Regions from separate parts of the Homo sapiens genome. Here region 2 is linked to region 1. A link is a loop called in an ENCODE intact Hi-C map of the cell type or tissue named here. Cell type or tissue: natural killer cell. All regions are shown on one strand. Each heading gives the region's core, and the rest is flanking DNA. Links, peaks and the distances in the headings are about the cores only. Region 1 holds the start of TRIM54 (tripartite motif containing 54). Region 2 has its middle 20 kb from the start of TCF23.

What was found. A loop is a pair of places that touch in the nucleus more often than their neighbours do. Peaks named below come from ENCODE experiments on the same cell type or tissue, not always from the same donor. Only the 100,000 strongest peaks of a DNase experiment are listed, where the experiment ranks them.
Region 2: it touches region 1 in a loop (4-fold over the local background); 13 of 110 quality-filtered maps call a loop at or near these places.

What each region holds. Positions count from the first base shown.
Region 1 is chr2:27,275,887-27,284,214 of GRCh38, forward strand. DNAJC5G (DnaJ heat shock protein family (Hsp40) member C5 gamma) reads left to right here. Exons shown (of 7, transcript NM_173650.3): 2 at 220-501; 3 at 840-955; 4 at 1,868-2,129; 5 at 2,302-2,446; 6 at 4,280-4,347; 7 at 4,543-5,613. The coding sequence starts at 843. The coding sequence ends at 4,329. It overlaps TRIM54 (tripartite motif containing 54), which reads left to right and starts at 6,543. Exons shown (of 9, transcript NM_187841.3): 1 at 6,543-7,013. The coding sequence starts at 6,846. In natural killer cell, for the core only: CTCF peaks have their summits at 4,184 (motif pointing left) and 4,390; a DNase peak (open chromatin) is centred at 4,165.
Region 2 is chr2:27,165,310-27,173,637 of GRCh38, forward strand. No RefSeq gene overlaps it. Among named protein-coding and RNA genes, the nearest start is that of TCF23, 20 kb to the left of the region's middle. RefSeq lists enhancers at 83-392, 6,212-6,506 and a silencer at 4,707-4,756. In natural killer cell, for the core only: CTCF peaks have their summits at 4,724 (motif pointing right) and 4,924; a DNase peak (open chromatin) is centred at 4,722.

The DNA.
Region 1 (8,328 bases), core at 117-8,116:
CCCGCCCCCGCCAGGCTCTAGGACACTTGACTTCTGTTAGGCCTCACACGGTTTGGTCTGAAGTGTTTCTCTCTTAATAGCTGTGGATCGGCGAGGCTCAATGGCTCACGCCTGTAATCTCAGGACTTTGGGAGGCCGAGGTGGGTGGATCACCTGAGGTCAGGAGTTCAAGAACAGCCTGACCAACATGGTGAAACTCTGTCTCTACTAAAAACACAGAAAATTAGCCGGGCGTGGTGGCGTGCACCTGTAATCTCAGCTACTCGGGAGGCTGAGGCAGGAAAATCGCTTGCACCCAGGAGGTGGAGGTTGCAGTGAGCCGAGATCGCGCCATTACACTTCAGCCTGGGCAACAAGAGCAAAAAACTCCGTCAAAAAAAAAAAAAAGAAGAAGAAGTTGTGGAGCTGTCTGATTCCTGATCCTGTCCGTTCAGGCTGGGGCCGCCCTGGTCTTTCAAACCCAGCAGTGAGCTTGGACAGACCCAGAGGTGTTTACTCCAGGTAATAGGAGCTCTAGACAAAATCAGGCTCTTTTCCTGGCTTAGACCTCTCCCTGCTTACAACACCTCTAGGATGTGGGATATCTAGAGGTCTGTGTAGCTGGAGGATGCTGGGAAATGTGAGGAGAAGATGTTTCCTCCTTAAAATTGGAATCTTTCTGATCACCTGAATTCTCCTGCTAGCCACAAATCCCACTCACTCTTATCTTATCCTTGTCCTTCTGTCATCGTTTACCTGCCTAATCCCTGAAGGTAGTGAGTTTCCTGTCACTGGAAGTGCACTTCTCGGTACCCTTACTTGTAGAAGTTCTCACAGATGCTGCTTCTCCTCTGGCTCAGATCATGTCTACTGTGAAGGAAGCAGCACACCGGCTGTCCAAAAGTGAGATGAGCCTCTATGCAGTGCTGGATCTTAAGAAGGGCGCCTCACCTGAAGACTTCAAAAAATCCTACAGGTTCAGACCTCAGCCCTTTATTGATCCTTGGAATTTCCCCCTTAAACCTTTTTCTTTCTGTATCTCTTTTGCTATCTGACTCTTTTTTTTTTTTTTTTTTTTTGAGAGGAAGTCTCGTCCTGTCACAGAGCAGAGACAGAGACTATTGAGAGTGCAGTGGCACGATCTTGGCTTACTGCAACCTCTGCCTCCCAGGTTCAAGCAATTCTCTCACCTCAGCCTCCTGAGAAGCTGGGACTACAGGCGTGCACCACCACGCCTGGCTAATTTTTGTATTTTTAGTAGAGACAGGGTTTCGCCATGTTGGCCAGGCTGGTCTCAAACTCCTGACCTCAGGTGATCTACCTGCCTCGGCCTCCCAAAGTGCTGGGATTACAGGTGTGAACCACTGTGCCTGGCCTACGACCCGTTTGTTTGTTTGTTTGTTTGTTTGTTTGTTTTGAGACAGTCTCGCTCTGTTGCCCAAGCTGTAGTGCAGTGGTGCAGTCTCGGCTCACTGCAACCTCCACCTTCCGGGTTGAAGTGATTCTCCTGCCTCAGCCTCCCGAGTAGCTGGGATTACAGGTGCCTGCCACTATGCCCAGCTAATCTTTTGTATTTTTGGTAGAGACAGGGTTTCACCATGTTGGCCAAGCTGGTCTCAAACTCCTGACCTCATGATCCGCCCACCTTGGCCTCCCAAAGCGCTGGGATTACAGGTGTGAGCCAGTGCTCCCAGCCCTATGACCCATTTTTAAGTTCCAACAAGCCCTCACTTTGGGGCCAAATGGCACCATCACCCTCTTCATTATAGTATGGGAAGGAGTTTAGACCTTGGATGCTTGCCTCCATCCTTTGTACCACATCTCATGCATTCCTTCTGCACTCTCTAGAGACTAATCCATGTCATTCATCGTAAGTCTCCTTCCCCAGCCATTCCGCATTGCTTCCCCACCCTCCTTTTGAGTATCACCTGGGTAGGAAACTGGCCTTGCGGTATCATCCCGACAAGAATCCAGGGAATGCTCAAGCAGCAGAAATATTCAAAGAGATCAACGCAGCTCATGCCATACTGAGCGACTCTAAGAAGCGGAAAATTTACGACCAGCATGGCTCATTGGGAATATATCTGTATGATCACTTTGGTGAAGAAGGCGTCAGATACTATTTTATTCTGAATAGTTGTTGGTTCAAGGTACACAATTCTCCAGGTCCTTTAAGAATAAGGAAAGAAGGGTGACCTTCCTTTCCTTATGACAAATGCTTCTGTTGTCTCATTTTCTGGGTGCCAGGAGGATTGAGGGAGGGAAGCTTGAGCAGTCATATAGAAAACTGCTGGACTGAGGCCATTCTCGCCTACCTTTTAGACACTTGTCATCCTGTGTACTCTGCTCACTTGTTGCTGTTTCTGTTGTTGCTGCTGTTTTTGCTGTGGAGCACTTAAACCACCACCTGAGCAGGATAGTGGGAGAAAATATCAGCAGAATGTCCAGAGTCAGCCTCCAAGGTCAGGTGAGAACTGCAAGCAGGGACTGTGAGGTAAGAAATGTCTGGATTGGGAATGAAAGAAATGATTGGGGTTGGGCACAATGGCTCATGCCTGTAATCCCAGCACTTTGGGAGGGTGAGGCGGGTGGATCACTTGAGGTCAGGAGTTGGAGACAAGCCTGGCCAACATGGTAAAACCCTGTCTCTACTAAAAATACAAAAATTAGCTGGGCATGGTGGCACCCACCTGTAGTCCCAGCTACTTGGGAGGCTGAGGAGGCAGAAGAATCGCTTGAACCCGGAAGGCAGAGGTTGCAGTGAGCTGAGATCGCGCCACTGCACTCCAGCCTGGGAGACAGAGCAAGACTCCATCTCAAAAAAAAAAAAAAAAAAAAAAAAAGAAAAGAAAAGAAAGAGGCTGGGCATGGTGGCTCAAACCTGTAATCCCAGCACTTTGGGAGGCCGAGGCGGGCGGATCACGAGGTCAGGAGTTTGAGACCAGCCTGACCAACATGGTGAAACCCTGTCTCTACTAAAAATACAAAAATTAGCCAGGTGTGGTGGCGGGCGCCTGTAACCCCAGCTACTTAGGAGGCTGAGGCAGGAGAATTGCTTGAACCCGGGAGACGGAAGTTTCCGTGAGCCAAGATCATGCCACTGCACTCCAGCTTGGGCAACAGAGTGAGACTCCATCTCAAAAAAAAAAAAAAAAAAGAAAGAAAGAAATGGTTGAGGGTGAGAAAGACCTGTGAAAATGGCAGGTTAATCCCTAAATATGACAATTTCAAGTCTTCAAGTCTGGCACTGGGACAAAGTGAAGAAAAAAAAAAGATCAATATGTTTCTGTGCATCACACGACAAACTGACAGTTTGAAGGTAGTAGTGTCAGCTCCTGTTAAGCTAAGGAATGGGGTGGGAGAGTATGTCTAGAGAGGACAGTTAGGTTAAGACAGATTTGAGGATGCAATTTTTGTTGTTGTTGTTTTGTTGTTGTTGGTGGTGGTGGTGTTGAGATGTAGTCTCAGTCTGTCACCCAGGCTGGATGGAGTGCAGTGGTGCGATCTCAGCTCATTGCAACCTCTGCCTCCCGGGTTCAAGCGATTCTACTGCCTCAGCCTCCTGAGTAGCTGGGATTACTAAAAAATTAGCTGGCTAATTTTTTATTTTTAGTAGAGTCAGGGTTTCGCCATGTTGGCCAGTCTGGTCTCCAACTCCTGACCTCAAGTGATCCACCTGCCTTGGCCTCCCAAAGTGTTGGGTTTATAGGCATGAGCCACTGTGCCTGGCGGGATGCAATTTTTTCCATCTACTCAAAGGAAAGGGCCAGTTGCAGTGGCTTGTGCCTGTAATCCCAGCACTTTGGGGAGCCAAGGTGGGCAGATCACTTGAGCTCAGGAGTTTGAGACCAGCCTCAGCAACATCATGAAACCCAGTATCTACAAAAAAAAAAAAAAAAATACAGAAGTCAGCCGGTCATGGCAGTGCACACCTGTAGTCTCAGCTACAGGGGAGGCTGAGGTGGGAGGATTATTTGAGTCTGGGAGGTTGAGGTTACAGTGAGCTGTGATCATGCCACTGCACTCCAGCCTGGGTGACAGAGTGAGACCCTGTATCAAAAAAGAAGAAGAAGAAGAAGGAAAGGAGGAGGAGGGGGAGGGGAAGAGGAAGAGGAAGAAAAGAAAAGGAAAGTCTGAGATCATTCCCCCCCAAATGAACTTTTATAAGCTGATTGAACTTGACACCAGCGCCACCTGGTGATGCTAATGAGTAACTGCAAGGTAACGGTTTTCTCATCAGTACACTACGAAAAGTTACTAAACGTTTGTATATGTAAACATATATATAATTCCATCATAGGAGCCAAATGTGATTTTAGAAGCGAGGAAAATAGCGAAGATGATTTTTAAGAGATGAAGAAGGATGAGGTATGTAAACCGAAAGGCAGCAACAGTTATCAGATAAGAAAAGCATGTAAGCTAACGTCAGATGAGTCATTAGTAGAAAGTTTACATCCTTATAGTATGGACTATGTGTTTATATCCTTACATGTAGGGGTTTGCTTTAAGTTCTAGGTAATTATTCCTTCTGATTAATAAAGCGCCACCTTCTTCCGCCACTAGGTGCTGACCCAGTGAGGGTGCCTTCTGCTGCCCAGTCCCCTGGACACATTGAAGAGAGGAGCAAGTAGCCCTGTCCTGACATTGACCCTGATTTGACCCCTCTTCTTATAAGGATCTCAAGAATCTCTTCAGAAGCACTGATGACGTTGATCCCAGTAAGGACATCACCTCTACCCTTGGTACCACAACTCTGTATGGGGTTGCCCAGCTACTCTTCCTTTCAGTTGCAGTCCCAATTTTACTCCGTCAGAAAGCAGCCCTCCCCTCCCTCCCCTTATGAGGTCTCAGGCAGTGGTGGCAGATTTTTCCTGAAGAGTCTTTTTCCTGTGTCTGCCTTGTTATTGGAACCAATGCCAGCTGGTAGGATCCCTGAGCCCCTTGCGATATCACCACCAAGAGCCTGATAACTGAGCAGGGTGGATCCTGTCCCTGGAGCTGCTGCACCCATTAATTCTCCCTTGTTGCAACTCTGTGTACCAAGAACCCCTAGCATCAGCCTCATTCCTAAGCCAATAACGCCTGTATGGAGTTGGTTTCATCTTCTGGTGCCCACGGCCATTGGCATTGCCAGCCTCATTCCATGCCACTATGAGTCAACTCAGGAAAACTGCGAGTGCATTTGAGGCTTAGGGGTAGTCATTCCATCTTTAGATTATCCTTGGACTTCAGCTACCAGCACAGCATGCATTAGCCTTGGTCCTGTAGGTTAACTGAAGTTCAAACATCAGTGCCAGCTTGCCTCCATCCTTTTCACATATTATGCAGGCCAATTGACATATAATTTGTTCTTAAAAATAGGGGCATGAAATATGTGATCTGGAAAAGATTGTACTTTCTGGACTCTTTTCCCACTCTTGCCTCTTTGTGCTGCTGTTTCGTATCCTCCTCACACCGTGTATTTCCCACCCACTCAGGGTCACAGCCTACTAATTCCTCAAACTTCTCTCCCTGGACTAGGAGAAAGGCTAAAGAATGTCAGTAAATAAAAGAGCTTTCATCCAATCCCAAGGCATATATTATGCCCAAAAAAGACAAATTGTGTCTGGGGTAGAGAAAAAAGGCCTAAAGAAATTGCTTCTTGGCCTTTTGCCTAAGATCAAGTGGAGAAGACTTGTAGGAGAAAAAGAAGACCAGTGCTCACAAGTGGGGCAAGCCTGGCTTGGAGAGTAGGAGTCCTGGACAACTGTGGAGCTGGGTCAGAGGCTTCCCGGAGCCTTGTGATTATGACTTTGTCAGTGCTCTAAAATTTCCCTGGAGATTGATTCCCTGGGTGCCCAAAATAGGTCCCTGGCATTCAGGTCCTTTCTGCCCAGCTCACCTTCTCCCAATTTCCTAACAAATTTGAGTCCTTGGAGTGGCTCCAGGGATGTGTTCACGGACCAGAATCCCACATTTCCTCGGGGGCATGCTCATAGGTAGGTCCAGGCCTTGGCACAACAGTCATTTCTAGCCTCTTGAGCTTCTTTTCCTAGGGTGATATAAGAAAAGGCCAGGGAAGAACAAAAATGAGCCAGAGGTGTTGGACAAGAGGCTTGATGTAGTCCCTGGAGCTGCTGTTCTGAATCACACAGTCTTGAGGAGGAGGACCAGGGTCACTGGCTGAGCCTGTGGAGGAGGCAACCGCTACTGACTCTAAGTCTGGCAAGATCTTTCCTCCCACCCTGAGCTATGTATGGGTGCCTCTCACACAGGCAGATTTAGATTCTGTGTCACTGTCCTGGAAGAAGGGCCCAAGCCAGAACAGGGGTCCCGGGCTGAGAGGAGCCTTCAGAGTGAGAGGGCAGCACCTTTGCTGACCCACCTTTCACTGTAAGCAGTGGCACTCACCCCTGCCCTTGCTCAAGGGAGTCACCCATTCCTGAGTGAGTCAGGGTCACTCACTCCATGACAGCTGTGGCTCGCCTTACATGAGCTAAATTGGGAATTGGAATGTCATGCAGATGCCCCTTGTCTCCCAACCCCCACAGTAAAATTAATCTGCTCTCTGGGGAGTAAGGGACAAACAGTGCTACCCACAGAGTGAACAAGAGAGAGTCATTTGGGAAACAAAAGGAGAATTTTACAGAGAGAGAGGGATAGCTAAAACTACGTGAGCCTGGCGAGGGTGCAGAGCAGAAAGTAGAGACTGTCCGAAGACTGCTATCTGGGACGAGACAAGTTGTTAAAGGGACAGGAGAGAAAGCAGAGCTATTTCAAGAGTGAGCCACAGAAGGGAATCCAGAGGCCATCTAAGCGAGGAAGGGTCTACAGGCAGTGAGTGAAGGCCAGGAGCAGGGCCCAGGCCAGGCACGACCACCGAGGGGATGAACTTCACAGTGGGTTTCAAGCCGCTGCTAGGGGATGCACACAGCATGGACAACCTGGAGAAGCAGCTCATCTGCCCCATCTGCCTGGAGATGTTCTCCAAACCAGTGGTGATCCTGCCCTGCCAACACAACCTGTGCCGCAAATGTGCCAACGACGTCTTCCAGGTGGGTGCCAGGGACGGGGCAGGGCCAGGTAAAGCAATGCAGACCTGTGGGGGACTGATCAGGTCAGAGCTGAGACCCCAGAAGGTGATGGATAGAGTGCTCTCTGAGGTGGGTGGTGGCTGTTGTGGCTGGAGAGCAGAAGGGCTGGGGTCCAAGCAAATCCCAGAGCAAGCATGAGTCAGCAGCTGCCCTGCAGGCTGGCAGGTACAGCCTGTGCATAGACGGCAGCTGGAGTGCTGGGATCTACCAAGGAAAGTAGACCCTGTGGAAACTGGGAGGGAGGGTATCCCACACCGGGCTTTATAAGAGCCTGTGCCAGACTCTGCATTCCAGTTTGGAGTTTCAGACTTCGAGAGCATTGTGGAAAATACGGAGAAAAGATTAATGAGATAATGAAACGTTAAAAAACAAACAAACAAAACCCGACCCTGTGAGAAAGCTCCATAATGGCAGTAAAACTATTTGTATTTAAGGAAAGTTGAAGGCATCCATTGTGGGTGACAGAGTTAGACATAGTGGGCAGGAGACTGGGAACTCTCCCCAACTTGAGTTCATACCTGTTACCCTCCAGATTGTTCAGTAAAGAGGCCTACTGGTTAAAAGCTACTGAGGTCACTTGACAAGCAGGGAGAAGGCAAAGAAATTTACTTCTCAGAAGTCCAGCCAGTTTTGTTTTATCTGTGGTCATGGGGCCAAGCAGAGCTAATCAAATTCACAGATACTAGTATAGCCACTGGTTTAGAAATAAAAGCAGCATATACCAGAATGGATTATAAGTGGGCTTTTTTTTTTTTTCCTGTGCTACTGGGGAGGTTCTAGTAGGCTATAAAATGGAACAGAGATCAGGGAGAGTGAGGGGCAAAGGCACACACACACACACGCGCGCACACACACACACACACACACACACACACACACACACGGCCTTGCCGTTAAGTAAAAGCCCTGAATATGGCCAGGTGCAGTGGCTCACGCCTGTAATCCCAACACTTTGGGAAGCTGAGGCCAGCAGATCACGAGGTCAGGAGTTCAAGACCAGCTTGGCCAATATGGTAAAACCCCATCTCTACCAAAAATACAAAAATTAGCCGGGCGTGGTTGCAGGCGCCTGTAGTCCCAGCTACTCAGGAGGCTGAGGCAGGAGAATCACTTGAACCCAGGAGGTGGAGGTTGCCTTGAGCCGAGATCATGCCACTGCACTCTGACCTGGGCGACAGAGCAAGACTCCATCTCAAAAAAACAAAAACAAAAACAAACCCCGAATAGACCAGAGCTGGCTGGTTTAGTATGTGTGTCAGTGACATGGAACATCCCA
Region 2 (8,328 bases), core at 73-8,072, 110 kb before region 1:
AAAAGAGAGTATCTGTGGCAATAAGATACCAAATTTTGAACAACAATCTGTTAGGCACAAACAGTTTCTCTTCAAAAGTTTCAGTTCCTGGTTCTTTGTTCTATTCTGAAAGTAATGTTACCTGTCCATCTATCAGCCCTCCCTATCTCTGTTGCACCCAAACACGTCCAAGCATGTCCCATCACCTATGTGCCCGTCCTTCCCATCAAGTGCCCACCCTTGCCTCCTTCGATGATGTCAATACTAGCCAATCGGGATTAGCTTAGATCGTGCGGTCTGACTCCAGCCAACCGGGGGAGGACCCAGGAACAGGGTCTGCATTAGGGATAAAAATGCCTGCTCTCCTTTGTTCAGTGTGCTCCCTTGCCTCTGCCTTGCATGCAGGTAGCACCCTTCTATAGAAGTAAAATTTTGCCTTGCAGAGAAGTTATCTGAGTGCTCATTTCCTTTGCAAGCTTTATTTCCTGAGCTTTATTTCCAACAAATCTAATAACCAGGCAGAATTGGGGGAAAAATAGAATTTTCAGAAATTAAAAATATGATATTTTAATTAAAGACTCAATGAATGATTAGAAACTGCTAGAGGCCATGAAAGGCAAGGGTTAAATCATACCCAACAAACCATAAAATCTCATTAACTGGGTTTTTAAAATTAACGCAGTATACTGTGGCTTACTTTCCAACCTGACTGTGGCTTAGCACCACATGGCAGATTACAGGCCCTGAAGGAAATAAAAATATTTTACTCCAAAATGTATTTGTTTGGCATACTTTGAAATGGTCCTGCAAAGCTGTCTTTCGTGGGGGAAGTTTGTATCTGTAGAGAATCTCCACCACTGCAACCAGGTCTTCCTTTCTAGGCCTTTCCAAGATCTAGGAGAGATTAACTGAGAGGCTGACACTTTAAAAAATCTGAAAAGAGACATTTACCATCTATTCTTTCTGAGGGCTGGTCCCTGTGAGGCTTCATCTCCATAATAAGGGCCTTGGCACCCGTGACTCCCTTTTTTATTTGTCATTTTTGTTGTTGTTGTTTTTAGACAGAGTCTCACTGTGTTGCCCAAGCTAGAGTGCAGCGGCATGATCTTGGCTCACTGCAAACTCCACCTTTCAGGTTCAAGGGATTGTTGTGCCTCAGCCTCCCAAGTAGCTGGGATTACAGGCGTGCACCACCAGGCCCGGCTAATTTTTGTATTTTTAGTAGAGAGGGGGTTTCACCGTGTTGGCGAAGCTGGTCTTGAACTCCTGACCTCAAATGATCCACCCATGTCAACCTCCAAAAGTGCTGGGATTACAGGTGTGAGCCACCATGCTGCCCTGACCCTCTTACCTTAACACAAGCATTCTTTTCTACTGAATTCAAGTCTTTAAGCAATAGCTTAACTCTCTCAACCATCAACTAAAGAATTTCTAAAACCCACCCATGACTTGCAAGCTCCCACTTCAAGATGTCCCAACTTTTCAGGCCAAACCAATGTATACCTTTTATGTATTGATTTATATCTTTGCCTGTAACTCCTGTCCCTCTAAAATGTGTAAAACCAAAGTGTAACCTGACTCCTCAGGCACACTTTCTCAGGACCTCTTGAGACTATTCCCCTGGCCATGGTCACTCATATGGGCTCAGAATAAACTTCTTTAATATATTTCACAGAGTTTGGTTTTTCTGTTTACAAGCCAATACCCAGGCTATATGTGAGGCTGGGGGCTCTTTGCTTTTTCTCTTTTGGATTCTGTTTCTGGGAATTTTTTTTAGTTGATTGACACCTCTTACAAAAAAAAAAGTTTGATCCCTCTGCTTTCTGGTTGGCATGATTTTGCTGATGAAAATGTAAAACTTAATTGGCTTTTTAGAAAGCTTAAAACCTCCCCAAATTGGCTCCTCTAAGATTTGTTCTTCCATTTCCTGCCACTTCTGGTCCTCTATAACCCACACTCTATAGCTCAACACTGTACAGCCAATCATTAATCAATGTTATTTCTGTAAACCAATGAGAATTCCTGACAAACAACTTTGTATCAGCCCACTCCTTGTCCTCTTTTTTGCCTTTAAAAACCTGCTTGTAACAAAGGCCCAAGCCTCCACCCATTTCTGACACTATGGTAGACTAGATGTTCAGAGAAACTCTCCTGGTACAGAAACTCAAAATGATGGCTAAAATCGTAAAAACATATTCTTAAAAGTATTGCTTGCCTGGCAGAAAAGTAAGGGAAAAGAATAAGAGAAAGAATAAGGAAGCATGTAGCAAAAAATGGTAAGCCAGCACTCAAGTCAGTGCTGCCTTTGCAATATCTGCAAATTCCTGGTGCCCAAGGCCTGGGTCTTACGGGCCACACCTGGGGACAGGAGACAACACCTAGGGCCCATTCGAAATGGGAAGTTGGATCAGAGACTCTGTCACAAAGTTGGGATCCTCAAAAGGCAACACCCTCAGTAAGGATGTTTTGTTGTGGGGGAGGCCAAAATTTTAAAGTGGTCACGATTTAGTAGTGTTTCCTGGCACAAGCAGGTGCAAACCTTCTCTGGAGGAACACGTTTTAAATTCATGCAGTGGCCAGGCACGGCCACTCACACCTGTAATTCCAGCACTTTGGGAGGCTGAAACAGACCGATGGCTTGAGCCCAGGAGTCTAAGACCAGCCTGGGCAACATGGTGAAACCCCACCTCTACAAGAAATACAAAAATTAGCTGGGTGTGGTGGCACATGCCTGTAGTCCCAGCTACCCAGGGGGCTGAGGTGGGATGACTGCTTGAGCCCCGGGGGTTGAGACTGCAGTGACCCATGATCAGGCCACTGCACTCCAGTCTGGGTGATAGAGCGAGACCTTGACTCAATAAAAATAAGTAATAAATAAATCCATGCTTTGAAGGATTCCCATGGATACAATTCCAACAACCTTGAGCTTACAACAAACAATTTTAAAAGTCAGAAGGAGGCATGTCACTCTAAATGAGCAATAGCCGTACCATTGAACTCTAGAATCACACTTGAGAGGATTGCAAATCATGTAATGTTTAGGCATAGAATATACAGTAAAGATGTTTAATAGGTTTAAGGAAAGAAAGAGAATTCTGAAAAGACAATGCAGGAATAAGAGGCTGTCAAAAATAACCAGGCAGAATTGGGAAAAAATAGAATTTCTAGAAATTAAAAATATGATATTTTAATTAGAGACTCAGTGGATGATTAGAAACTGCTAGAAATAGGTCTAGCAGCCTGGGCACAGTGGCTCATGCCTATAATCCCAGCACTTTGGGAGGCTGAGGAGGGCGGGTCAGTTGAGGTCAGGAATTCGAGCCCAGCCTGGGCAATATAGTGAAACCCCATCTCTACCAAAAATACAAAAAAATTAGCCGGGCATAGTGGCACACGCCTGTCGTCCCAGCTATTCTGGAGGCTCAGGCAGGAGAATCACTTGAGCCTAGGAAACGGAAGTTGCAGTTAGCCAAGATCATGCCACTGCACTCCAGCCTGGGCGACAGAGGGAGACTCCGTCTCAAAAAAAAAAAAGAAAAGAAAAAGAAAAAGAAATAGATCTAGCAAATCAGAAGACGGATCTTTAGAAATTAACCAGATTTCAGTTCGTAGGGAGAAAGAGATGGAAAATATAAAAAGAAGAATAGATTATAAGAGAAGACCTTCATGTCCTTGGAATAGGGAAATATTTTTTTAGAGAAGACACAAAAAGCATTAACTCTAAAGGAAAAGAGTGAGAAATTATACTACATAAAGTTAGGAGCACCTATTCATCACAAGATACCGTTGAGAGAGTGAAAAAGACAAGTTCACAGACTGGGAGAAGATACTATTTGCCATATAACTCACATATTTAAAAGGGCTTCTATCAAGAATGTATTAAAAATCCCCACAGAGCAATAAGACAGAGACTGATAATTCAGTAGTAAATGGCTAAATGGGTTAGAAACACAGTTTTTTTGTTTTTGTTTTTGTTTTTTTAAAGAGACAGAGTCTCTCTGCGTCACTCAGGTTGGAGTGCAGTGGCACCATCATAGGTCACTGCAACCTCGACCTCCTGGGCTCAAGGGATCCTCCTGCCTCAGTCTCCCAAAGTGCAGGGATTACAGGCGGGAGCCACCTCATCTGGCCTTGGTCAGGCACTTTCTAAAGAGGATATCCAAATGGCTGAACATGCTCAACTTCATTAGTTATTAGAAAAATGCAAATTGAAATCTTGAGATACTACAACACACCCACCAGAATGGTTAATATCTGTATCTGTTAAATCCAGGGTATAAACACACCTAAGGCCGGGCGCTTTGGCTCACGCCTGTAATCCCAGCATTTTGGGAGGCCTAGGCGGGCGGATCACCTGAGGTCAGGAGTTCTAGATCAGCCTGGCCAACATGGAGAAACCCCGTCTCTACTAAAAATACAAAAAAATAAGCCGGGCGTGGTGGTGCACGCCTGTAGTCCCAGCTACTCAGGAGGTTGAGGCAGGAGAATCGCTTGAGCCTGGGAGGCAGAGGTTGCAGTGAGCTGAGATTGCGCCACTGCACTCCAACCTGGGCGACAGAGTGAGACTCCGTCTCAAAAAAAAAAAAAAAAAAAAAAGATATGCATGAGAGCGCTCATAACAGCGTTATTTGTAATAGCCCCAAGCTGGAACCCTGCTTTTGTTTCCTATGGCGCTGGGGCTGAGGTTCTGCAAACCACTTTCTGCTTTGCCAGCTGGCACTTCGCTGGGCTCCACCAATAGAGGGTGCTAGAGGAAGCCCGCAAGACGGGAGGAGGGAGCGGGGATTTGCTTCTTGCAGTTTACTTCTTGCGCCCCCCTATCAAGGTGGCAACAGCTCTTTAACCCGGCAGCCCCACTTGGTTTAAGTTTCCAACTTTTTCCCCATTCTCAGAACCACCCTTGGCTGGGCGCGGTGGCTAGCGCCTGTAATCCCGGCACTTTGGGAGGCTGAGGCGGGTGGATCACTTGAGGTCAGGAGTTGGAGACCAGCCTGGAGACCACAACGAAACCCTGTCTCTACTAAAAATACAAAAATAAGCAGGACGTGGTGACACGTGCCTGTCATCCCAGCTACTCAGGAAACTGAGGCAGGAGAATCGCTTGAACCTGGGAGGCAGAGGTCGCAGTGAGCCAAGATTGTACCAAAGCACTCCAACCTGGGCAACAGAGCGAAACTCCGTCTCAATTAAAAAAAAAAAAAAAGTACAAGCCTTTAGCCTGCCCCTTCAAAGATGCCAGCACCAGTTATACAGCACTCTGTGTTCTGAAGCCTGAGTTCCACCTCGGCAGGGCTCCTCCAAGCTTCTAGGTTCCAGTAACTCCCACCTTTTTCTTTCATTAACTCCACCGCTCTACGTCCTTCAGTTGCCACCTCTCTGTTCCTTGGAATTTGTCTTTTGCCTTTGCAGTCCTTACCGTTAAATTCCCTCTGTTATAATAACTGGTGTGGTTTTTATGTTCCTAATTGGACCCTGACTCATACAACAGCCCAGATAAGATTCTTTTGGCGTCTGACCTGTTTCTGGACTACATACAGTATTACTTCCCTTTTCTTATTTTTATTTTTATTTTGAGAGGGGGGTCTCGCTCTGTCACCCAGGCTGGAGTGTAGTGGCACAATCAGCTCACTGCAGCCTCAAACTCCTAAACTCAAGGGATCCTCCCACCTCAGCCTCCCAAGTAGCTGGTACTACAGGTGCGTGCCACCATGCCCAGTTATTTCCCTTTTAAGTAGGGAATCTGAGGGCTGCAATAGTTTGCAGATCCTCACAGCCTTGCTTGGTTGATTGTCCTTGGCATCTTGGCATGGTTACAGAAACAAATCAGAGCCAAAGAAAGCTGAGAGTCTTGGGTGTGACTGTTTGCCATGGGACAGCTAGGGTCAGGCCAATCTTTATGAACATGGTACTTGCTGGACTTTTTTTTCTCTCCTGTGAATGTGCATGGGAACAGTAGTGTCTTTCCTATAGTCTTCATGACCCTCCCCAGTTGCTGGAGCAACTGAACTTGAAAATTTCCAGCTCCAGAGGCACTTTTTTTTTTTTTTTTTTTTTGAGACGAGGTGTTGCTCTGTTGCCCCCAAGGCACAATCACAGCTCACTGCAGACTTAACCTCCCAGGCTCAAGTGATCCTCCCACGTTAGTCTCCTGAGTAGCTGGAACTACAGGGGCACCACCATGCCCAGTTGATTTTTTATTTTTTAATTTTTTTGTAGAGACGGAATCTCACTATATTGCTTAGGCTGGTCTCGAACTCCTAGGCTCAAGGGATCCTCCCTCCTCGGTCTCCCAACGTGTTGGGACTACAGGCGTGAGCCAATGCACCTGGCTCAGAGGCACCTTGTTGTTACTATGGCACCATTGTGTCTGTGTGCGTTTAATGACATCATTGCAAGGGCTGATTCTTTAACCAGATTGTAAACATGTGTGCAAAAGTTGCCCCGCAAATTAACAGGAAAGTTGTGCAATTTGCAAGCAGAGCAGCATGACCTAAGGCCTTGATGGGCCATGATCTTTCAGTGTCCTTCCCCTGGCAGGTGGGTAGCAAACATTATGAATTATCATAAACCCAGTCCATCCTCCCCACCCAAAAAAAACGCCTCGTGATATATAATTTTCCTAACCGGGTTAAGTACATGATTCCTACCATTTAAATCTATGTCTAAATAAAGCAGAAGAACACAAACTGCTTATTTTAAAATCTATTTTTATTTATTCTTAGAGCCAGAATATTTTCTTAAGATTTTCGTAGTGTATAAATTCTAGATTTTGCCAGGCTTTTGGTTCTGCCCAGAGGCACTAGATTGGGCAGAAATGGATAGAAATTTCCTCTGTCTCCACTCAGATGCATGTTTTTGTCACCCCAGTTGTATTCAGTGAGCTTGTTTTCTGATTTATTTTTTTAAGTGGGACCCATTCATTTCCATTAAGGCCCTCATGAATACTATCCAGGCTGGGGCTTGGCTGTGCCTATCTTGGGGCAGAGTAGTCTCTATTATCCAGAAGATCTCCTGGCTTGATGTCTTATCTTTGCATTGTCAAATGTATTCAGCAGGCATTCATGTTATACCTGCGACAGCGGTACATCATGTCACTTCCAGATCTGGACCAGATAACTCCTGGGATCCTGGTTGTGTAGCCTGGCTATCATATCTCCCTCAGGAAAAACTAGTGTTATCAGCTCCCTTTCTTGCTTCTTTTAAGGACCTACATGGATTTTTCTGAAGTGCCACTGCACAATGCTTCCTCTTTCCAATACCTGTTAGATCTGAAAGGGGAATTGAGTCTCCCGTGGGTGCTGGGGTATGGCTGAGGGGTAGGTGTGGTCTGCAGGGCACCACGTGCAGCTTGTCTGTAGGCTCCATTAAAGACCAGTCAGGGCTGAGCACAGTGGCTCACGCCTGTAATCCCAGCACTTTGGGAGGCCGAGGCGGGCAGATCGGCGGGCAGATCACAAGATCAGGCATTCGAGACCAGCCTGGCCAACATGGTGAAATGTCGTCTCTACTAAAAATACAAAAATTAGCCAAGCGTGGTGGCACGTGCCTGTAGCCCCAGCTATTCGGGAAGCTGAGGCAGGAGAATCACTTGAAACTGGAAGGCAGAAGTTGCAGTGAGCCAAGATCACGCCACTACACTCCAGCCTGGGTGAAAGAGTGAAACTCCAACTCAAAAAAAAAACAAAAAAACACCAGTCAGATGTGCAGGGATGGGAAGATGCTGGCCTGCATGTACTCTTCATCCCCTACCTTTCCTGACATCCTCACAGGAGCCATGGAACAGCCAGAGTGAACATTCTAGCGGTGCCTCAGGCCACGCCTTCTCTCAAGATCCATATGCCACTTTCTTTTTTATGCCCCTGAGCATGAACGCAAGGATCACAGTGGAGACAACTTTTCCTCTCCTGGAAGTCTGGGACAAAGGCTGCAAGCCTCAGGTTCCCTGAGGGAACTCACCTGGCAGGCCTCCGTGGAGTCCCCTGAGAGGGAACTCCAAGGGGCTGCCCCACCACTCGCTGTATCTTGGGAGGGTCCCCCATGCTGCCACACAGACAAGAGGAGGGACTGCTCTGACTGATTCATGAGCTCCCCAGTGCATCCACTCAGGGAGACCCCTTCCCCAGACAGTGGAGGGTCATGACGGGGCAGCTTTTTAGCTGCGTCCCACCAGGATGAAACATTCATCTTCCAATTCCTGGTGTTTCACCCTGGTCCAAGAGACCCTGGCTGCCTGTTCTGAATGGGAATATCCCATCGTTAGTAAGTTAGAGAAAACTACAATCCATTTAAATGACTCAATAATCTGCAGAAGGAAAACTAAACCGAACAACTCAAACAAGTGGTTTTTAA